Linked DNA regions of Mus musculus: region 2 is linked to region 1. Evidence: chromatin loops called from intact Hi-C (ENCODE). Cell type or tissue: left cerebral cortex. All regions are shown on one strand. Links, peaks and the distances in the headings refer to the core of each region. The heading gives the core; the rest is flanking DNA.

Evidence for each region. Peaks named below come from ENCODE experiments on the same cell type or tissue, not always from the same donor. Only the 100,000 strongest peaks of a DNase experiment are listed, where the experiment ranks them.
Region 2: a loop joins it to region 1, with 4 times the contacts of the local background. A loop is called at or near these places in 22 of 42 quality-filtered maps.

The regions. Positions count from the first base shown.
Region 1 is chr10:80,445,240-80,448,137 of GRCm38, reverse strand. No RefSeq gene overlaps it. Among named protein-coding and RNA genes, the nearest start is that of Tcf3, 13 kb to the right of the region's middle. In left cerebral cortex, for the core only: a CTCF peak has its summit at 1,801 (motif pointing left); a DNase peak (open chromatin) is centred at 1,697; H3K4me3 peaks cover 238 bases.
Region 2 is chr10:80,547,461-80,550,358 of GRCm38, reverse strand. It overlaps Rexo1 (REX1, RNA exonuclease 1), which reads left to right. Exons shown (of 15, transcript NM_025852.3): 2 at 1-1,026; 3 at 1,826-1,927; 4 at 2,373-2,586. Gm31057 (predicted gene, 31057) reads right to left here. Exons shown (of 3, transcript NR_168571.1): 1 at 2,803-2,898. Among named protein-coding and RNA genes, the nearest start is that of Gm31057, 2.0 kb to the right of the region's middle. In left cerebral cortex, for the core only: a CTCF peak has its summit at 1,495 (motif pointing right); a DNase peak (open chromatin) is centred at 1,506.

The DNA of each region.
Region 1 (2,898 bases), core at 309-2,808:
AGCTGCCTCTGAGCTAGGCTGACAGAACCTTCCAGAAATGCAAATGGTAGCCTGCTCAGGAACAGCAATGGTGAAATCTTGGTGGATTTTTCTAGAAGCATCTGTGGTTGGCTCTCAAGAGATCACAGCGATGGGACTGTCAAGAAGACAGCCATGCTGACTGCTCAGGGGATACACAATGGGCCTGCGGGTCACTGGAAGCCATTGACCCCCCTGACCTGGCTTAGTGGCCAGCAACTGGGATTAAGGCTGAGCCTCCCTCCAGCCAGCCACTGTCCACATAGCAAGTGGCCAGGTCTGGAGCAGAGTCTAGAGATCACAGAGGCTGGGTGTATGGGGAAACGGAGGCCTAAGGAGAGCCACTGATATGCAGGCGCCCACCGACTCTGCTCCGACATACTCCAGGGGCTGCCTAAGGCTCCTGACCTGATCCTACAGGTCCTCCCTGACACCCTAGCTGATCCTCCACCTGACCACCTTCTGTGTCCAGTGTAGGGACTGCAAGGGTGAGCTGTGGTCGATGATACAGCTGACCTGGTGGCTGCTGTTGCCAAGGAGATGGCCTATGGTCACCATGGGTGACGACAGACATGAGCGGGAGGAAGAGAGGGTGACCAGAAAAGGCAGGACCCACATCAGAGAATCTGGACAGCTTCCTGCCTGTGCACCCCTGAAGACTCCAGGAATGGCCACTGGTGCACACCTGGAGATCCGCTGGCCAGTCACAGATAAACTCCTGTCTGCAGGGTCGACCAAGCAGGGCATTCTACATGGAAGGCCAATGTCCCAGGACCCTGCGGGATGAACAGCAGCTCAGCTTGCTGCATAGCCAAGAGCCCACTCCTCTGGTTCCAAAACTGATCTCTGGTTGGCAGAAGTTCCCTGGTGAAAAACATGTGGAACTAAGGCGCCGCGGGGGCGGGAGGGGGACGCTCCGTTATACAGCCTGTAATGAGTTAGGTATCTGAATAGTTTACTGGGTGTCTGACTTTAGATACAAAGGAGACACTCAGCCAGGCGTGGTGGCACACGCCTTTAATCCCAGCACTTGGGAGGCAGAGGCAGGCGAATTTCTGAGTTCGAGGCCAGCCTGGTCTACAGAGTGAGTTCCAGGACAGCCAGGGCTATAAAGAGAAGCCCTGTCTCGAAAAAAACAAAACAAAACAACCACTCCAAACAAACAAACAAACAAACAAAACAAAGGGGACACTCCAGGCATGAATCTGGCTTCCCAGCAGTGACAGGCCTCACATGGAGGAAGCTTCACAAAGGTGGAAATTGGGACAACACAGATAAACTGAGGCATGAACTATGTTCCTCTTCGAGGTTATGAGCTGAGGCAAAAGCCATGGGAATATGGGGGTGGGGGTGGTGGGATCCTGGAGCTGTCGATGTGCCTGCTGCAGCCGGTCAGTCCATCCAGTCAGTCCATGAGAACCTACTATTCACACAACATCGTTCCCAGCATAAGGATCGCCCAGAACAGATGACATGGGGGTCTTATGCATGGAAGTGAGACTCTGGGACACTAATGTGCCCAACATGAGTATTCACGCACCAACATGCTGTATAAGAACAAGCCTGTTAAGATTCTCTCGGTAGGGGTGGATCGGCGTGGACGTCGCTTGTGACATGCACGAAGTATATGAACACGTGAGCTGAGCTCGGTGCCTACAGGTGCCTTTGCACAGGTGCCTTTGGGTACACTTACGAACTGCGCTTGCGCACACCGAACAGCGCGCTGTGCACTCTGGAGCGTTTCTGAGCGTCGTCCGCCATCTAGTGGACAGATGCTGAACTGCCGCCCCATTCTGGAAAACTTGGGACGGGGGTCCCAGTGCTGCCTCTCACGTCCCTTCTAGGGGACAGTGTTTGCCATGGTTTCATTGGACTAAGAACAGGAAAGAACTGGAACAAGATTAGGGTCTGCAAGGGGTCAAAGGCAGGGCAGACAGAAAGGACACCCCCATCCCTCGCTTCTGGGCTGATCAAGTCGCAGGGAGCAAGCCAGGGAGCAGGGCTCCTCCACCGCTCTGCATCAGCTCCGACTTTGAGTTACTGCCCTCACTTACCTCATGGTAGACTGTACATTGTAATCTGAAATAAACCCTCTGTATGTGACACACAGCCACAGACAGAGATACCACTAGGTGGTGTCTCCTGCACAAGTGCACACAGGAAGACCAGGAACCCCATTCCATTTCTTCCCAGTCTCCTGGGAGTCCAGCAGTCTGGATTAGAGTCTGTGTGACCATAAGCATGTGGCCTTACAGTTCTGTGCCTGTTTTTAAATGGTCTAAGGTCACCAAAGGGACCTTTCCAAAGATAGCTGAGGTCTGGGGGCATATACAAAGGCCCTGTGCTCCAAGGCTAGGCTGAACTTCCAGGTCTCAAGGCTGGGCTGCTGAGGGGCCCGAGACTTCTGTCCTGAATTCAAGATGTGGAGACATTTGTGGGATTTTGGGGACCTAGGACCTTAAGGTGTTTCAGATGGATTCTGGGATTCTGATCTCTGGTTCTCAACTTTCAAAAGGAGGAGGAGGAGGAGGAGGAGGAGGAGGAGGAGGAGGAGAAGGAAGGAAGGAAGGAAGGAAGGAAGGAAGGAAGGAAGGAAAGAGAAAGAAAGAAGAAAACTTCAGAAGTTGGTTTCCATGCTGGGAGCTGATTGGATGTCCCAAAGTCAAGGTGGGAAGAGTGGCCCCTGTGAGCCTCAGAGGGGAGTTATTCCCAAGGTTCCCAACAGGACAATTCTCAGGGCCAGAGACCCCAGAATCTGAGGCTACACCCCAGGCCAAGTGAGGATGGCCAGCCCCACCCCCTCAGTTCCCAGTGATGAGTAGCAAAAGTTGCGGCTGCCCTGACTGATAGGCAAACATGCAAATGAGGCCCCACCCCCAC
Region 2 (2,898 bases), core at 174-2,673, 100 kb before region 1:
GCTGATGTTAGCAGCCCCAAGGCTGGAGCTGACCCTGAAAGCAAGGCACCTGGGAAGCCTGTCTCCAAGGAGGGCAGAGAGCATGAGGACGGTGGCCTGCGGGGCACCAAGGAGATGGCTGTGCAGTATGACGTGGAAGACCTTGGGCAGCCCCCCAAAGCACCAGACACAGTGTCTGTGGTCAAGCCTGGCTCCCCAGCCAGGGCCTCTCAAGATGCTAGGGTCCCCAAGGAAGGTAAAGCCAAAAAGAAGAAAAGTGGGACATCAGCCAGCCTCAGCCACAAGGACAAGGTTCGCAAGAAAGACAAAAAGAAAGAGAAAGACCCAGCCAGGCCCCGAGGGAAGGAAAAGGTGTGTACGGACAAGAAGAAGCTGCCAGCCAGTAACCCCAGGGGGAAGGCCCAGGGGCCTGAAGGGACCAAGAAAAAGCCATCCTCTGCGACCACAGTGGCCAGCTCAGGGAAAGGGGGGTCAGGCCGCCCCTCCAGCACGGGACCTCAGGACTCTGGGCCTGGTCCCCATGCACCACTGGCCTGGAAGGCTGGTAGTGCAAAGAAGATGTCATCGGGAAAGTTGGTGGAACGCAAGGCCCGCTCCCTGGATGAAGGAGCCCCCCAGGACACCCCTAAGCTCAAGAAACGGGCCCTGAGCCATGCTGAACTATTTGGGGATGAGAGTGAGGAGGAGGACTCAAGCCTGGGAGCGGGAGCACCCCGGGTCTGGCCCCCGACCCTGCCCAGCCTTAGCTCAGACTCAGAATCAGACTCCGACTCCAGCCTGGGCCTGGACGAGACAAAGGTGCCCAAGCGTCTCAAGGCCGCGCCGCCCGCATCCCCCGTGCCGCCCTCCCCATTGTCCTCCTCCTCCTCGTCCTCGGGAGCCAGCCAGTGTGCAGAGGAGGATGTGGACTACTCGGCTCTGGAGAAGGAGGTGGACTTCGATGTGGACCCTATGGAGGAGTGCCTGCGGATCTTCAACGAGTCCACCAGCGTGAAGACAGAGGACAAGGGCCGGCTGGCCCGGCAGGTGAGGGCACTGGCCTTGGCAGGCTAGGGCCCTTGGAGGGGACACTCAGTCCCACGGTCATCTCCAGCCGATTCCAGCCTCTGTGACCCAAGCAGAAGCCGCTCCTTCAGCGCCGGCCTCTTATAACTCCATTCAAAATTCAGGAACCCTCGGTGGCCGCCTGCTGCCCCCCTGCACCCTGCCCAGAATGAGGATGCTGGCTTTCTACCCACCCAGCCGGCTTCCCGTGGCAGCGTCCGACTGACTGTTCAGACTGACCGGCAAAGGGGTACCGGGCCCTCCCGCCCCACGCCTGCCTCACCACCTCCTGTCCCAGCTCCTTGGCCTTTCTTGCCCCTCTCCCCTCCTCCAGCTCTTGCTTCCTTCTAGCCACTAGGCCCCTTCCTCTCCTCACTCCCTGGCCTGCCTGGCTCAGGCCAGCCTTGACCCATCTGGTAGTCCCTCCTTCTAATGTCCCCATGCTGGCCACCAGAGGGCGCTTACCCTGAACAAACAAAGATGGACTTGGCCAGTTCCTCCCAGCCCCAGCCCCGAGGGATGCCCTTGACTGGCATTCCATATCTGAACTGTCATCCTGGGCTGGGTGTGGGGGCAGCAGCAGGGACACGCCCACTTGTCCTCCTGTCCACAAGGCCTGGGAGGCAGGTGCTGGGGCCCAGCCTTGGGCCGCAGGGTGCTGATCCTCCGTAGGGCTCTCATTGGCAGGACCGCGTAGGGTCTGGCGGCAATGAGGCTGGGTGGGAAGGCAGGGGTGTGACCCAAGGAGGCACCAGAGTGAGGAGTGCATGTGTGTTTTCAGCCACCCAAGGAGAAGGCTGAGGAGAAGACACATGCGGGCCTGACCACTTTGTTCCCGGGGCAGAAGAGGAGGGTCTCACACCTTTGCAAGCCAGGCAAGGAGGTAAGACCCAGATATGGGGATACAGGGCGGGCCTCTGGAGGAAGGAGATTTGCCACCACAGTTGGGCAAAGGACCCCTGCTGTCGGCCTTTGGTAAGCTGGTATCTGGGGCTTCATGTCCCATCCAGATCTGGGCACAGGAACAGTGCACGGAGGGGTGGATAAATCCCCATGGGTTTTAGAGTTGAGTGGGCAGTCCAACCTCAGAGCCCAGGCTATCTCAGTTGTGGCCGGAAGGTGGTGAGGATAGTAGGGGAGGCCTGTGTGGGGTGTGGTAGCAAGCAAGGGCTCCACAAACATCCCTGGTGCAGTCTCCGAGGAGACATGAGCGCAGACAGAGTACTGGTGGGCAGAGGAACATGGAAGAGGAGCTTCTGCAGCCTCCTCACCATGCTTGTCTGGAGTGCTCTGGACGGGGGCTAGCTCTAGGATCTGTGCTCTTTCAGTCAGAGGCCCCAAAGAGGACCCCCGTGGCTCCCCCAGCACGCCCCCCGACTGCTCAGGAGGTGTGCTACCGGCGAGCACAGCTAGCACAGAGGGACTCGGCCAGTTGGCTACAGGCCGCCCCGCGGCCAACAGAGAGGCTCTCCTCCGTGCACATCTCAGCGCCTGGGGAGAAGAGGAGGATTGCTCACGTACCCAACCCCCGACTGGCTGCCGGTAAGTCCTGACCCTGCCCTTTCTTGGACCCCTTGCCTTGGCTCGTGCAGTATGAGAGGAAGCAGCGCTCGGAGAACTTATGTTGTACCTGACCTTGAGCACCCTCCCTGGGCCTCCAGGGTGACTGGAGTAGGGACAAGATGGCCTGGAAGATCTGAGCAGCCTCCTTGCTCCCTCCCAGCCCAGCCACCATCAGTGGGACTTGCCTGAACATACCTGGAGTGGCGGCAGCTTGAAGATCAGGGGTGGGTGGTCCTGTCAGCTCTTCGTGGTGGTCCCAACCGGCCCCATTACCAGGCAGAGAGCCAGGGC